Regions from separate parts of the Homo sapiens genome. Here region 2 is linked to region 1. Evidence: read pairs that join two places in POLR2A ChIA-PET (ENCODE). Cell type or tissue: HepG2. All regions are shown on one strand. Each heading gives the region's core, and the rest is flanking DNA. Links, peaks and the distances in the headings are about the cores only.

Region 1 (8,323 bases), core at 45-8,044:
CTGCAGTGGTGGCTTCCTTCTCCAGTACCACACAGGAATAGGGAAGTAATGACTCTTCTCATGACAGAGACTGTCAACAGGCCTGGGGCCCCCAGGGCTTGGGAAGTCCCTGGCAAAGCTGGGGCAGAGGGCTCCGGGGTCCTCACCCCCCGCCCCCATCGCCTGTATGAGTCTGCAGTGATTTCAGCTTCAGTGACCATGAAGTCTGCCATGAGGGGGCCTCTGCCACGTGGTCCATTCTGGATGTGGGACCTTACCCCTTATCAGCCCCATCCAGCTGTTTAATCGCATTATTAAGGAAGCTGTTGTTGCTGTGGAAACTGTGTGGGTGATGGTGGGGGAGGGGGCTGTGGGCTCAGCTCTCACCTCCCAGCAGTGCTCTTCAGAGCGGGAATGAGAGGAGAGCCTTGAGTAGGGATCGTCATCCTGCCCTGCAGGGATTCAGGGAGTGTTACAGGGTCCAGGGAATAACCTTCACTGGCCCTGTCCTCACCTTCATTTTACACATAACTGAGTTGGAGACCCTTCTGGGTGCCAAGAACTGTGGCCTTGGTACCAGGGAGAGAACACTGTGTTCCTGGGCATGAAGCTGCAGAGGCTGCGGCTGGAGTTGGCACCCTCCATTTATCTATTCATTTGTTTATTCATTCTTTTGTTCAATAGATGGTTATTGAGTACCTTCTCTGTGCCAGGCCCTGCTCTAAGCAACAGGAAATACCATCAACTGCAGAATACAGAGCTAAAGAATCTGTCTTCGTGGAGCATATACTCTAGTGGGAAGAGGCAGTAAAACAAGAATCATAAAGGCCAGGTGCAGTGGCTCATGCCTGTAATCCCAGCACTTTGGGAGGCCGAAGCAGGAGGATCACTTGAGCCCAGAAGTTCGAGACCAGTCTGGGCCACATAGTGGGACCCCATCTCTACAAAAAAATTAAAAAATTAGCTGGGCGTGGTGGCACATGCCTGTAGTCCCAGCTACTCAGGAGGCTGAGGCAGGAGGATCGCTTGAGCCCAAGAGGTCAAGATTACAGTGGGGAAAAAAAAAAAAAAAGAACAGTTGAATGTGGCACTGTCATGCCGTTCAACCTGTAATTTGAAGGTAGAATGGACAGGGTTTGCTGAGAGACCGGATGTGGGATGTGAGAGAAAGAGAAGAATCAGGGGCAACTCCAAGGACTCTGGTCTGGGAAGAGAGACAGGAGGAAGGAACTGCCATCCCCGGGCCAGGCAGGCTAGAAAGGCAGGGACGGCCAAGAGCTCAGTTCTGGACGTGTTTTGTATGACGTGTCCCATAGTTGATGTCCTAGCTCAGGGTCTGGAGTGAACCAAATAGGGAGTTAGGGGTGAGGGCCTGTGTGGGCGGGTACCCCCTGCCTCCTAGGGAGGGCCCTGCCCAGGTGGGACATGCTTATCTCAAGGAAAGGAGCCCAGGCTGAATGCCCTTGAGGGTCAAAGCAGCCACCCAGTTCTCACAGCCCCAAAGTCCCCTGGTTGTTGCCACAGAGCAGGTGTCTGCGAAACCAAAACACGGGCCTGACAGCTGGAGGCTCCATCACCCGCTTCCCTGAGTGTTGTCCCGTTGCCATCGAAGTGCTTTGCTGTTCATTCTCCCTCACCTTCTCCCCGCTGTGGGGAGGTGACCAGATGCTGTCATCACTCCCATTACTCACAGGTGGAGACTGAGGTTCAAGGGCACGAAGGGGCTCACCAACAGTTGCATGGCTCAAAAGTGGCAGAAGCCATCCTGGATTCTCCGCATCGGGGTTGGGTTCTTCCTGTGGCCACTCCCCACCCGCCTTACAGAGCCATGCCACCGGCCTGCAAGTGCACACAGCGATTCCCACCATGTCCCCACGCCTGGGCTCCTGTCCTCAACATGCACACTCCCTTGTGAGTCAATGGCCCCGTGTGGCATCACAAAGCCTGGGTGCCTGTCCCGGCCACACACTGCTGGGTGTCCTTGAACCTGTTGCCAAAGTGGGTGTAGTTTCTCTTTTGTACACTGGGCCTAACAGTGCCCCTCCTATATACCCCTGGAAGTTGTTCTGAGACAACATCCAGATAACAACTAGGTAAGTGCAGTAATAAAATGCGGGAGAAACATTAGGGGCCTTTATTTTCCTCACTTAACTGGCTGCCAGGGAAAAGCAAGGAAAGGTCAGAGGCTGGGGTGCCCCAGAGAGGCCCCATGTAGATGAGGCTCTGGCTGGGCCCAGAGAAATGGGATGTACACTCCGGCCCAGAGACCTGAAGATCTGGGTTCAGGGCAGCTTTGGGACAGGCTATCTGGATGGCAACTAACTGGAGTACCTGATCAGGCCTAGAGGTGTGTCCTGTGACCCAGTGTCCAGGCCTGGGCCAGCATGTCAGAGACTCAGCAAGAGTATGTGGGTCCTTGGCTCACATTGTTTGAGCAACTACTGAATACTGAATAGGACTACTGAATACTGAATACTGAATAGGACAAGATGTACATGGTACAACTTCTGCCCACCTGGGCCTTCAATGAAATGCCCCCAGGCAGCATGTCCCTGACTGCATGCTTCACAGAGCAGGGATAGGCCTGCCCAACGTGCCACTGTATCTGCAGAACCCAGCCCACTGCCTGACTCACCAAGGCCCTCACCAAACATTGTCAAGGCCAAGAGTGACGCTCCAGGGAAGGGGATCTCTCTAGGAGGAAGGGTGCTCAAGATGAAGAAGGTGGGTTTTCAGCCAGGCCTGTCACCCCTCCCTGGAGTGGTTAGGTTAGGATTTTGACAAGTGGTAAAAAGAGGGACTAGGTTGAGCAAGGGGGTAGGAGCAAGAATCTCAGAGCAGATTTAGGATGAAGTGAGTTGGCTGTGGGGGAAGGGAGCAATGGGAAAGGAGGTGGGAGGAGATGCCATGGGGGGGGTCTTGAGGACCAGGTTGGGTGCTAGGATGTGGCTTCATGAGCAGCAGGAGTCACTGCAGGTTTGTGGGCATGAGGCAAGAGGCACAAAGCTGTATTTTGGGAAGAGCCATCTCGCAGGTGGGCAGGGGCACTGGAGGGCAGAGGGCTGCCCCAGATGGGATTAAGAAGGGAAGGCAGGCCAGGCACAGTGGCTCACGCCTGAAATCCTGGCACTTTGGGAGGCTGAGGCGGGCGGATCACAAGGTCAGGAGTTCGAGACCAGCCTGACCAACACGGTGAAACCCCGTCTCTACTAAAAATACAAAAATTAGCTGGGCGTGGTGGCGGGCATCTGTAATCCCAGCTACTCAGGAGGCTGAGGCAGGAGAATCATTTGAACCCGGGAGGTGGAGGTTGCAGTGAGCCAAGGTCACACCACTGCACTCCAGCCTGGGTGACAGAGCCAGACTCCGTCTCAAAAAAAAAAAAAAAAAAAAAAGGAAGAAGGGAAGGCAGGCTGGGGAGGTTGGGGAAAGGAAGCAGGGAGTGCAGATCACTCCCCTTCCATGAGTTGTTTTCTTAAGATGCTAGAACTTGGCCAGGCATGGTGGCTCACCCCTGTAATCCCAGCACTTTGGGAGGCTGAGGCTGGCAGATCACTTGAGGTCAGGAGTTCCAGACCAGCCTGGCCAACATGGTGAAACCCCATCTCTACTAATAATACAAAATTTAGCTGGGTGTGGTGGTGTGCACCTGTGGTCCTAGCTACTTGGGAGGCTGAGACAGGAGAATCACTTGAACCCTGGAGGCACAGGTTGCAGAGAGCTGAGATCGTGCCACTGCACTCCAGCCGAGGTGACAGAGTGAGACTCCGTCTCAAAACCAAAACAAAACAAAAACCAAGGCCGGGTGCAGTGGCTCATGCCTGTAATCCCAGCACTTTGGGAGGCCGAGGTGGGCAGATCACAAGGTCAGGAGATCGAGACCATCCTCGCTAACACGGTAAAACCCCGTCTCTACTAAAAATACAAAAAATTAGACGGGCATGGTGGCGGGCGCCTGTAGTCTCAGCCAATCAGGAGGCTGAGGCAGGAGAATGGCGTGAACCCGGGAGGCGGAGCTTGCAGTGAGCCGAGATCACGCCACTGCACTCCAGCCTGGGCGACAGAGCGAGACTCCGTCTCAAAAACAAGCAAACAAAAAAACAGAAAACAAAAATTAGCCTGGCGTAGTGGCATGTGCCTGTAATTCCAGCTACCCAGGAGGCTGAGGTGGGAGAATCGCTTGAACCCTGGAGGCAGAGGTTGCAGTGAGCCAAGGTCGCACCACTGCACTCCAGCCTGGGTGACAGAGCGAGACTTGGCCTTAAAAAAAAAAAAAAAAGAAAGAAATTAACCAGCCGTGGTGGTGCACGCCCGTAATCCCAGCTACTCAGAAGGCTGAGGCACGAGAATCACTTGAACACGGGAGGCAGAGGTTGCAGTAAGCCAAGATTGTGCCACTGCCCTCCAGCCTGGGCGACAGAGCAAGATTCCATCAAAAAAAAAAAAAAAAAAAAAAAAAAAAGATGGGAGAACTCAGAACTCAAGCATATAGATTATTCAACAGTTCACATAGCCAGATAGTTCAAGGCCAGCTGTGGGCTTTGAATGCCATAGTAAAATGTTTGAACTTTGCCTTCTAGGCAGTAGGGAGCTACTGAAAGTTTAAAGGGATGGTATACTATTATTCTTTCATTCATTTATTCAATAAACGTGTATGTGTGTGTGTGTATTTTTTTTTTAAGAGTCCAGGTCTTGCTCTGTTGCTCAGGCTAGAGTGGAGTGGCATAATCATGGCTCACTGCAGCAACAAACTCCCGGGCTCAAGAGATCCTCCCGCCTTAGCCTCCATGTAACTGGGACTACAGGTGCCTGTCACCAGACCAGGCTAATGTTTTACATTTTTGTAGAGACAGCGTCTTGCTATGTTGCCCAGGCTGGTCTCAAACTCCTGGCCTCAAGTGATGCTCCTGCCTTGGCCTCTCAAAGCACTGGGCAATGTCCCTGGTCTTCAATAAATATTTGATTTATTTAAGCAAATCTTTTTTCTGAGCACCTACTATGTGCTAGGCACCATTCTAAGTACTTAGGATACATAGATAAATAAAATAAAGGTTCTTCCCTTCAAAGAGCTTACATGTCAGCAAGTAAAGGAAAAGATGAGAGAAAATATAATAAATCAGTAAATTATATATCATGTCAAAAGGTGATAGGTGTTATAGAGAAAAGAAAAAGCGGAGAAGGGTGGGAGAATTGGGAATACAGGGGTGGGACACAGGTGGCAGTATTAAACAGGATGGTCAGGGTAGGCTTCATTGAGAAAGAAAGACTTCAGGATGTCTGGGGGAGGAGTGTTCCAGGAAGAGAGAAGAGCAAGTGCAAAGGCCCTGAGACAGGAGCAGCAAGTGCATTTAGAAACAGCAAGGAGGCCAGTGGCTGGAGTGAAGCAGGAAAGGCGGGGAGAGGGTCATGGGTTGGGGGAAGGGACATTGTGCAGGTCTATGCAGGCTATTGTAGGGTGTATGGAGTGAAGATGTCAAGTCAGCAGTTAGATATGGAGCTGGAGATTTGGGGAGCAATGAGCTGGAGAGATAGACTTGAAAGTCATTGGCATATAGATGGTACATCATATCATCATATGAGACTGCATGGGATTGCCAAGAGGTTGAGTGCAGATAGGAAGGAGGCAGAGAAGAGGAAAGGACTGAGCTCCAGGACCCTCTTGCACCAGGCAGGGGAATCAGCAAAGAGACTGTGATGGCATGGCCAGAAAGGAAGGGGAAAACCATGCAGGATCTGGGACCCCAGGGAATCTGAAGGGAAGAGACCAGAAGTCTATGGCAATTGCTCATGAAGAGATGAGGGTCTGGCCAAGGGGCCAGGTGGGAGGAACCAGGTAAGAGATATTATCATCCCAATGTTACCCTTAAAGAAACCAAGGCCCAGAGAGGGGAGAGGTTAAGAACCTGGGTCAAGATCACACAGCTTAAGTGTGACTTCTTCTTTTTATTTTTTATTTTTTTGAGACGGAGTCTCCCTCTGTCACCAGGCTGGAGTGCAGTGGCACAATCTCAGCTCACTGCAACCTCCGCCTCCCGGGTTCAAACAGTTCACCTGCCTCAGCCTCCCGAGTAGCTGGGATTACAGGTGCCTGCCACCACGCCCAGCTAATTTTTGTATTTTTAGTAGAGACGGGATTTCACCATGTTGGTCAGGCTGGTCTCGAACTCCTGACCTCGTGATCTTCCCACCTCAGCCTCCCAAAGAGCTGGGATTACAGGTGTAAGCCATTGTGCCCGGCCAAGTGTGAGTTCTTTTAAGCTGTGTGACCTTGGCCAAGGTGCTTAACCTTTCCCTGCCAAGTCTCAAACACCTCTTTGTCCAGCTACTATGCTTCCATCAAGAATCAATAGGACCTATGTCCCTACAGGTGTCAGGGTAGCTGGCAGAATGGTGATGCCCTTGGCAGAGGCAGGCAAGGCCAAAGGAAGGGCTGGTTCTGGCAGGGAGTGAAGGATCTTACTTTGAGAGGTATTGAATATGAGGTGGCTGCAGACAGATGGTGACGCCATCTGAGAGGCAGCAGGAAGTAGGCGCTGAGGCTCAGGAGGTGATTTGAGCTGTTGATCTGGATTTGGGACTCCTCAGGACAATCTGTGAACAATGATGAGAGAGAGCACCAAGGACCAAGGTCTGAACTTGGGAGCTAGGGCCCATGTCCACAGGGTGAACTGGAAGGAAGATAAGGAGACAGCAAGGAATGCTTGCCAAGAAACCAGGAGACCAGGAAAGAGTAGTTTCCAAGAGATGGGGGAAGCCCACACTGTTGCAGGGAGGTCCTGCATAAAGTCTGAAACGGGTCTATTTAATTCGCCCTTGGAGGCTGGGCATGGTGTCTCACACCTGTAATCCCAGCACTTTGGGAGGCCAAGGCGGGTGGATGACCTGAGGTCAAGAGTTTGAGAACCAGCCTGGTCAACATGGCAAAACCCCGTCTGTACTAAAAATACAAAAATTGGCCGGGCGTGGTGGTGGAAGCCTGTAATCCCAGCTACTCGGGAGGCTGAGGCAGGAGAATCACCTGAATCCCAGAGGCGGAGGTTGCTGTGAGCTGAGATCACACCACTGCACACCAGCCTGGGAGACAGAGCAAGACTCTGCCCAAAAGAAAAAAAAAAATTGTAGTTGGAAGGACTTCTGGTTCTATAGGGTGGATTGAACACAAGACTTTATCTCCAGTCCTTCCTGATTTTCCATCAAAGTGACAGTAAGGAATAAAGAATGTAAACCTACAAGGACAAAGAGAAGAGGAGACAACAGCAGACAAGATATTAACACCTTTTTGGAAAGTGAGAAACAGGTTGAGGAGTGATCACTGACACAGCAGAGAACAACTGAAACCAAAGGCCATTTGGAGTCTGTAAAAGCTCGGGGATTGGAGGGCTGAAGGAGGCAAGGGGAAGAGCAGGGCTGAAAGCAGCGGCTGCTAGGAGAATGCATAAGGAGAGATGAAACACCCAAGATACTTATCCATCTCCTCTCAAAGCCAGGCAAATTCCAGCCACCTCACAGAAGACCAGCAGTTTATTCTGTGGAATTAAGTAAAAGTCTGCATACTGAAGGATAGAACCCTCAGCCCTCACTCCTAAATTGGTCCCAGAGAAAAGACCTCCAGATTCTTCCAGTTGTTGGGGGAGTCTTCCCTAAAGGACCAGGTTCCTACTTGATCACTCTGCAGTGAAGCCCAACAGCCAATAAGCTTGGTCCTCGGTACTCTGTCTTCAGTAGCTGTTTCTTGGTCCTTGGTCCTTGGTACTCTCACTCATCATTGTTCACAGATTGCCCTGAGGAGTCCCAGATCCAGTCCCAAATCCACCTGCCCCCAACACACAGAGCAGCCAACTCTTTAGTGTCTTACTCCAAAATATTGAGACAGCCAAGCCGCAAGAATCACCACAGGTCGGGTGCAGTGACTCACGCCTGTAATCCCAGCACTTTGGGAGGCCGAGGCAGGCGGATCACTTGAAGTCAGGAGTTCGAGACCAGCCTGGCCAACATGGCAAAACCCCTCTACTAAAAATACAAAAATTAGCTGGGCATTGTGACACGTGCCTGTAATCCCAGCTACTCGGGAGGCTGAGGCAGGAGAATTTCTTGAACCTCAGAGGCAGAGGTTGCAGTGAGCTGAGATCGTACTACCACACTCCAGCCTGGGCGACAGAGGGAGACTCCATCTCAAAAAAAAAAAAAAAAAGTCACCACACATTTGAGGAAAAATTCTGTTAAAATAAAAACTTTAGACAAATTAAATTTAGCAGAGTTTATCTGAGCAAAGAACAATTCATGAATCAGCCAGCATCCTGAACCAGTAGAGGTTCACAGAGTTTTACCACCCAGCAGTATGGGC
Region 2 (8,323 bases), core at 149-8,148, 180 kb before region 1:
AGCATAGTACTTGGCACATACGGGTGCTCACTGAATGTGTGTCGAAAGCATGGTCGATAAATGCCATGAATGGATGGTAAAATGCCTGTCGACTACAGAGCACTTCACCATTCGCAAAGCACCTTTGCAGGCCTGTTCACGCTTGAACGTCATGGCCCTGCTATGGAATAGGCAAGGCAGTCTCTTCATCCCCTTCGAGCCAAAGAGTAAACAGATAACTTGCCAGGTCCCACTGGGTTTTATTGGTTTGTTGTTTGAGACAGGGCCTCTCTCTGTCACCCAGGCTCAAGTGCAGTGGTGCAACCATGACTCACTGCAACCTCTGCCTCCCAGGCTCGAGTGATCCTCCCCCTTCAACCTCCGGAGTAGCTGGGACTACAGGCATGCGCCACCATACCTGGTTAATTGTTTAAAATGTTTCATAGAGACAGGGTTTCCCTATATTGCCCAGGCTGATCTCGAACTCCTGGGCTCAAGCGATCCTCCTGCTGCAGCCTCCCAAAGTGCTGGCAAGACTTTACAGGTGTGAGCCACCATGCCTGGCTCAGGTGCCACAGTTAATAAAAGGTGGGGAAAGTTAAGTGGAGCAGTAATGGAAGTGCAGGTTCTCCTCCAGCTTGACGTGCCCTTACTTAGGGGTTGTCTCTTACCTGGCAGGGCTGGGAGGAGATGGGTAGTTCCTGAAAGGCCGATGGAGAAAACTGGGGAGTAGGTTACTACTCCCGTGACTGCCCAGGCCTCTACCCAGACCTGTTTCCACCTGTGCACTGAAATGGATAGGTAGCCACATGTGAGAGGTGAAGAGTCCCGGCCCCAGACTAGAACCCGAGCCAGGTCCCGAGCTGGCTGCTTCCTCCACTCAACATCCCCAGCTCAGTACTCTCAGGCTCTTGGTGCCCCTTGCTTATCTGACATCTGGCCCCTTTGCCTTAACTGGCTGCTTTCAGCCAGCTTCTTAATTCCCTGGAGACAGAAACTGCCTGCCTGCCTTGTGACATCATCTGAGAGTGGGAGCTGGAGCCCAGGTGCCATTTGGCATATAGGGGCTTTCTTCTTCATCTGCAGGTGCCCAGGATCTTTAGCACCTGGCACTGAACACCTACAGGCCTGTGGAATAACAGGGGCCGCCCAGCTGCCTCTCTTAGGGCCTCCATCTGCCCTCTCCTTTATCCCTTTCCTATTCTGTCTTTGGCTTTCAGGCCCTCAGGAGAAAAACTGGCCCACCAAGGAGTCTAAAATCCTAAGACCTTGGATTCAAGCCCAGGGTCCAGGCACGCTTCCCTGGTTCCTCAGGAAGGACCCCAGTGACCTGTTTATTCTCCAGGAGGCAGGGGCTAGGGGTGAAGGCATGGTCCTGCTTTGTAAGATCTGTCTGTCTGCACAGGCAGGCTCTCCCAGGCTTCACTATGGCATCTCACCTTTCCCGGGAAGGCGAAGGAGGGCCCTTTGCTCCAGCTTGGTGTAACCTTGTCCCTGTCCTGCTGCCTTGGGATTAGGCTTGAGGTTGGGAAAAGGGTCTGGGGGATTTTAGGCTTACAAGAAGATCTGGAGGAAACCTAGTGGTCTCTAACACATTGTCAGCAGCCTACCCCCTGGCTTGGCTGGGTGTGCCATGCCCTTGGTTCCAGGGAGACTGATCTGGGACAGTCAAACCCATAGCTCCTCTCCCTACAGTTCCAGAGAGGTGGATCGCATGGTCTCCACGCCCATCGGAGGCCTCAGCTACGTTCAGGGGTGCACCAAAAAGCATCTTAACAGCAAGACTGTGGGCCAGTGCCTGGAGACCACAGCACAGAGGGTCCCAGAACGAGAGGCCTTGGTCGTCCTCCATGAAGACGTCAGGTTGACCTTTGCCCAACTCAAGGAGGAGGTGGGTCCTGACCTGGAAACCTCAAAGTGGGCAAGTACTAGCTCCCAAGCTGCCCTAGCTGGGCAGAACCAGGAGCGTGGGCACCTGGCTATGGGGCAATGTGCTAGGGCTGCCAGAGAACCCCGAGGGATGGCAGGAGAAGGAGACAGGACTGACGCACAAGGGGTCCAATGCCTCCTGTATCAGCAGCTCCTGGGGCACCTGTTAACTATGCAGGCCCCAGGGCAGACCCACTGAGGCTGGGAATCTGCCTGTCCCTTTGTCCCCAGTGACTGTGATGAGAACTCCGGGCTAAGGGCTGAGGGTGGGAGTCTTGGGCCCCTTCCTGCTTGCCCCCTTTCACCCCTTGCGCCCCATCTTTTACACTAGGTGGACAAAGCTGCTTCTGGCCTCCTGAGCATTGGCCTCTGCAAAGGTGACCGGCTGGGCATGTGGGGACCTAACTCCTATGCATGGGTGCTCATGCAGTTGGCCACCGCCCAGGCGGGCATCATTCTGGTGAGGAGGGGCTTGCTTGGCACAGCTTGGTGTGCATGGGGGAACATCACTGAAGGGGAGCCCCTCAGGCCCTCAGCCCCAGGATCAAACCAGTGCCTTGTTGGTTTCAAACCAGGTAGTGCTTTCTCCTGAGGCCCACCAAGGAGGTCTCTGGGAGTTAGGGGGCTGTAGAGTGCTGCCTCTATGCCTCCTGGGGGCGGAGGGGCAGCAGGAGGGACAGGGTCTGCCCAGAATACTGATATGCCCTCGCCGCTTCCACCAGGTGTCTGTGAACCCAGCCTACCAGGCTATGGAACTGGAGTATGTCCTCAAGAAGGTACAGCTCATTTGTCGGGGAGGGGCCCGGCTGGGGCCTGGCACAGGGGGCTGCACAGACTCTGCTTGTCAGAGTCTGACGGTGTGAGCTAGGGCATGCATAGGCGGGTGATACGCAGAGTGTCCTTCCTTAGGCCATGTGTGATTGGAAGGTGGCCCCAACTCCAAGGAGAGCGTGGTTGGTCAGACACAAACCTGGCGTGAGTGTGCAGGGACGGGGGCATGTGTGTGTCAGGGCAGAGGTGTGTGTGTGTGTGTGTGTGTGTGCGTGTGTCCATCCTCATATGTGATGCATATGTGTCTCAGGGTGTGGTGTGTGTGTCTCGGGGCTGGTACATGTGTGCATTTGTCTTGGAGTGTGGTGCCTGTGAGTGTGCTGGAGGTGTGTGTGTCAGAAGCGGGTGCATCTGTATGAGAGCAGCTGATTAGTGAGGACTCCCCCAGAGCTCTAGTCTGGGGCTCCCCGCTGACTGGAGGTGGGGGACTCCCCTTCCACAGGTGGGCTGCAAGGCCCTTGTGTTCCCCAAGCAATTCAAGACCCAGCAATACTACAACGTCCTGAAGCAGATCTGTCCAGAAGTGGAGAATGCCCAGCCAGGGGCCTTGAAGAGTCAGAGGTGGGTGTGTCCCAGGTTAGTGGGTGGTGCATCATTCAGCATCCCTGATTCCTTCACTTCCTACCCACCCTGCCCCCTCCCTCAGCCCCTGTCTCTCACCATCGTCCCCAACCCCAGGCTCCCAGATCTGACCACAGTCATCTCGGTGGATGCCCCTTTGCCGGGGACCCTGCTCCTGGATGAAGTGGTGGCGGCTGGCAGCACACGGCAGCATCTGGACCAGCTCCAATACAACCAGCAGTTCCTGTCCTGCCATGACCCCATCAACATCCAGTTCACCTCGGTAGGGCAGAGGTCTCCAGGCCCCAAGCCCAGATGGACACATGCCCCCTGTCCCTGTGACACTTCCGCGGGGATGGGGAGACAGCAGAGGAGAGCATGCCTTCTTTACTGAGACTGGCCTTCAGCTGTCCTCTCTGCCCTGGAAAATATCAGCACCTGGTGTCCTTGTCACATTTCCTCCCCTAGCCCCCCGCCCTCTCCACTCCAGCCCTCTTGTTCCCGGTGCAGTGGCAGATTCACTGAACCAACACAGGTTGGAACTGCTACAGGCTGCCCCTCATTTAGCTGATGAGGAATCAGAGACGCAGAAGAGAGAATTTGCCCAAGCCAGCTTGTGGGTGGCAGAGTTCTCTGGGCCATGTAAGTGGCATGAGAACGGAGACCTTATCTTCTGCATTGCTGGACCCTGACACCTGGTATCGTGGTAGACCTTTTGCAAATATACTGAACAGATGGATCTGGGGCAACAATCCCTGTCTCCTGATTCCCGGTCCCGTGCTCTTCAAGGCAGTGGCCCAGGGTGGGAAGGAGATGAGAAGGAGGCCAAGCCATGCCCTGTTTGCCTTGTCAGGGGACAACAGGCAGCCCCAAGGGGGCCACCCTCTCCCACTACAACATTGTCAACAACTCCAACATTTTAGGAGAGCGCCTGAAACTGCATGAGAAGGTGAGGCGGCACTAGGCCCAGGGCAAGGCTGCAGGAGGGGTGGCTCAGGCAGGGGTGGGGGGCTGGCTGGGCTCCCCTTGCCAGCTAGAGAGGAACTGGCGTCTGGCTCCAAGACAGACCCAGCCTCCTGTCTCCATCACCAGACACCAGAGCAGTTGCGGATGATCCTGCCCAACCCCCTGTACCATTGCCTGGGTTCCGTGGCAGGCACAATGATGTGTCTGATGTACGGTGCCACCCTCATCCTGGCCTCTCCCATCTTCAATGGCAAGAAGGCACTGGAGGCCATCAGCAGAGAGAGGTGGGCACTGGTGGACAGGCTACTTGTGGGCTGATAAAACCCTCTTCTTCCTCACTCCTGGGCCCTGACACCTTTCCAAGCTGCCTCCTCCCTCCAGCCAGGAGACTGAGGATGGGGACAGTGGAGGACCCCCAGGAGAGGACCAGTTCCTGCCTCAGGAGCTTCTCCTGCCTATTCCCTTTGCTGCAGTTTCATGGCGGGGTGGGTGAGAACAGGGAGTTCCCTTCCACTTCCAAGCCTAATTTCGAGACCTCCTCCTATACAGAGGCACCTTCCTGTATGGTACCCCCACGATGTTCGTGGACATTCTGAACCAGCCAGACTTCTCCAGTTATGACATCTCGACCATGTGTGGAGGTGGGGTGGGGCCAAGGGCAGCCAGGCTTGGGGAGGGGGCTGCTTCCCCCACAGGAATGGCCCGGGTGAGTTAGCTATGCTCCCAGTCTTTTATATAGGGGGCAAGAAGGACGCTGTAAAAATGTGGGTGGGAGGGAGGGAGATCCCCAGTGTCCCTGGACACCAGCCCAGGGCCAGCTGCCAGGTGTAGGAAAGGCTCGGGGTCAGAGGAGAAAAGGGAATGTTCCTCCCCTGAATGAGCTGTAGGTGAAAGGACTCCACTGGGCCTGGAGAATTGGGGAGCTGTGTCAGCCCTCTCTCTGATTCAGGTGTCATTGCTGGGTCCCCTGCACCTCCAGAGTTGATCCGAGCCATCATCAACAAGATAAATATGAAGGACCTGGTGGTGAGTGGTGACTGCGGCCCGGGCTGTGGGCAGGCCAGGCCTGGGATGACAGCAGATGGACAGACATGGGGATGAGTCCAGGCCAGATGTTCAAAGGAGACCCTCTCAGCCAGCCCTCCTTCCAGAAAGCAGATGTGAGAAAAGATAGTCTGACCTCATCAGCACCTGGTGGGTGAAGGAGATAGGTGGCAGGGGAGTAAATATAATACATACATACATTTATATTTATAGAAATCTCAGGAAGAAATTGCAGCATGGGAAGATGGACAGCAAAGCACCGATGTCCTGCTAGAACGTCCTGGCAGGTGGGGGCTGGCAGAGTTGGGGCATGGGCTTTAAAACCCTTTCTGGAAGCAAGGGGTGGGGCAAGGATCTGATGATTGTTTCCACGTGGCAGGGAAAGAGGAACAGAGGAAGGATGATCCTGGGAGGGTGGCCATCCTGATGACCAACCTGTTGTGGTTCTGATTGACTTGGGGGGGGGGTCTCAGCAACAGCTTCTCCAAGAGGAGCTGGAGGGTGGGGAAGGCATGAAGGCTGGGGAGAGGCTCAGCCTTCCTTCTCCCCAGGACACTGCTGGGTGGAGCTGGGTTGGTAGTGGAGTGCCCGAGGCCCCCTGCCAGGACGTGTCTAGGTGTAGGCAGCTCTGTGCATCAGCAGAGGCTGTGGGGAGAAGGTATGGGTGGAGGTGAGAAGGTCAGTAGTCTCTCCGGTGGAAGGCAGAGGCCAGTCACCAGGACTGGCTGGGTCAGAACCTGCAAAGAGGCAAAGATCGATGTCAGTACTCCAACAACACAGATGATGCTTGAAGAAAATGGTGGAAGTCCTGGGCAGGACCTTTTCCTCCCTTCAACAGGGGACCCAGTCGTCCCCTCCTCTCTCTGTAAAAATGGAGGGTCTGCCTGACCCTCCAGGGCCAGGGGGTATCCTGGAAGATACCAGCTCACTTGCTGGAATCACCAAAGAGGGACATAGGGGACCTGTTTACCTGGCCCCCACCTGTTTAATGGCGGCCAGCTTTCTTGGACCTCTTGGTGGGGAACTTGCAGCTGCGGAAGGCGTCCGTGTCACGGATGTGCTGGCCCTTGAACTTGGCAGGTGAGGCACAGGTGGCATCTGGGCGGGAGGCCTTGGCTTCCAGCCACCTGGAGAGACAGAAACTTGCTGGGGCTGGGGAAGAAGGTGGGAGTGCTGGGGGGAAGGGCAGTGAACTATGGGGCCAGGATTGACTTGGCCACAGGATAGTCTGAAGCTGTCATCTTCATTTTACAAATGGGGAAACTGAGGCTCCCAGGGTCCCATGCTTATTAGGTAGCAGATCTAGGATGCATGTCCAACATGTCTTAGTGCAGGGCTAATGTGCCTCTATCACATGAGGGTGGGCTCTGGGAGTGACATGGAAGTGTTCTTACCGCCGAAGGCCCCGGAGCTGGCAGGTACACTTCCAGGGGTTATTGGTAAGGGCGAGGGTCTCCAGGCTGTCGAAGGGGAAGTTGGAGGGTAGCTGGTTCAAGCGGTTGTTCTCCAAATGGACGTGTTTCAGCGTGGTTACACCCAGGAAGGCACCATCTGAGAACTGGGGAGCAAGGTGGGAGCAAGGTGGGAGCAAGGTGGTCATGAGTGAATGAGTAAGCACCCGAGTGCCAGAGGGGCAGGATCCTTCCCTGAACCTGAGCCATAGCACTTTGAGGAGTTTCCCAGTTTTCAAAGCAGTATGACCAAGTGATCTCAGATAATCCAATCTACACAACCCCCTTTGAGACAGATGGTGTTATTTTCTTTTTTTTTTTTTTTTCCTTTTTTTTTTTTTGAGATGGAGTCTCACTGTGTTGCCCAGGCTGGAGCACAGTGGCACGATCTCAGCTCACTGCAAGCTCCGCCTCCCGGGTTCACGCCATTCTCCGGCCTCAGCCTCCTGAGTAGCTGGGACTACAAGTGCCCGCCACCATGCCCGGCTAATTTTTTTGTATTTTTTTAGTAGAGACGCAGTTTCACCATGTTAGCCAGGATGGTCTCGATCTCCTGACCTCGTGATCTACCCGCCTCAGCCTCCCAAAGTGCTGGGATTACAGGCGTGAGCCACCACGCCCAGCCAGGTGGTGTTATTTTCAATATGCAAATGGGGAAACGGAAAAAGCGCAGTCCTTTGCCCTGGGTCACAGCAGTGGGTAAACAGTAGCCACAGGACCACACCCAGCTCCTCTTCCCCTGGCACCACAATCCCTGCACAAACACTGGGACTGTGGGGCTGCCAGAGTTTGGCCCCAGCAATCCAAACTGGTACACGGTGAACTTGGTCTGTGCTTGGTGGAGTGGGCAGTGGGCCCAGGCTCCCCACAGTCCCAGGGTCCCAGGACTTCCCTCAGCTCTGTCCTCACTGCTCCCCCACTGCCAGCCAGACGCTATTTGTGAAGCCACCTTGGTGGAGCCTTTGGCCAGGTTGGACGGCTCCAGAGGAAATGTTCTATTGGTGCCCACACCTTTGCCCAGGCGCCACAATTCCTGTCTGGCCTCCCCTGCCCCAAACCAGCCCCTAATTCGCTGCTCTGCTGCCCACTGAAAGACCACTCTGGCACTGGTGGGCCACAGGGGACTCCAACTTCAGCTGGGGAGAGGCAGGGCTGAAGAAGGGCAGGCTTGAGCAGGCTCCTTCCACCCAGACAAAGGTTGGCTGCTGCCCAAGTGAGATTCTGCCCACATCTCCACACCCGCACCCTTTCCTGTGGCCCACATTGAGGTATGAAGGTCTCCAGTAACCAGACTCTCCTCTACCTTGTTGGTTCCCCACCCAAACCTCCTGGCTGAAGCCCCTGTACCAGGGTGATTTTTCCAGTCCCAGAGAAGGGATTCTGCTCTGATCCAAGGTAGCCCCACCTGGCCAGACACTGGGCACCCCAGGGGAGAAAGGAATGAGTGAGGATGCAGACAGGAGATGGGTCTAGTGACGGAGGAGGGCAAAGGGCAGTTAGCAGTCTGGAGACAGTGAGTCACGCCAGTCTTCTCTGTGGAGAGACACCTGGGGTCTTGGGCC

What was found. ChIA-PET counts read pairs that join two places held together with the same protein. Peaks named below come from ENCODE experiments on the same cell type or tissue, not always from the same donor. Only the 100,000 strongest peaks of a DNase experiment are listed, where the experiment ranks them.
Region 2: POLR2A ChIA-PET joins it to region 1 with 10 read pairs; 3 of 35 experiments call an interaction of 5 or more read pairs at or near these places.

Annotation. Positions count from the first base shown.
Region 1 is chr17:50,640,959-50,649,281 of GRCh38, forward strand. All of the region lies in intron 1 of ABCC3 (ATP binding cassette subfamily C member 3), which reads left to right. Among named protein-coding and RNA genes, the nearest start is that of ABCC3, 10 kb to the left of the region's middle. RefSeq lists enhancers at 1-92, 1-64. In HepG2, for the core only: no CTCF peak of the experiment used is centred there; DNase peaks (open chromatin) are centred at 1,993 and 4,523.
Region 2 is chr17:50,459,003-50,467,325 of GRCh38, forward strand. It overlaps ACSF2 (acyl-CoA synthetase family member 2), which reads left to right. Exons shown (of 16, transcript NM_025149.6): 2 at 1,675-1,870; 3 at 2,240-2,368; 4 at 2,631-2,684; 5 at 3,182-3,300; 6 at 3,418-3,583; 7 at 4,154-4,249; 8 at 4,393-4,550; 9 at 4,816-4,907; 10 at 5,216-5,292. It overlaps CHAD (chondroadherin), which reads right to left. Exons shown (of 4, transcript NM_001267.3): 2 at 6,705-6,868; 3 at 6,292-6,437; 4 at 5,494-6,047. The coding sequence ends at 6,296. Among named protein-coding and RNA genes, the nearest start is that of CHAD, 5.7 kb to the right of the region's middle. In HepG2, for the core only: no CTCF peak of the experiment used is centred there; a DNase peak (open chromatin) is centred at 239.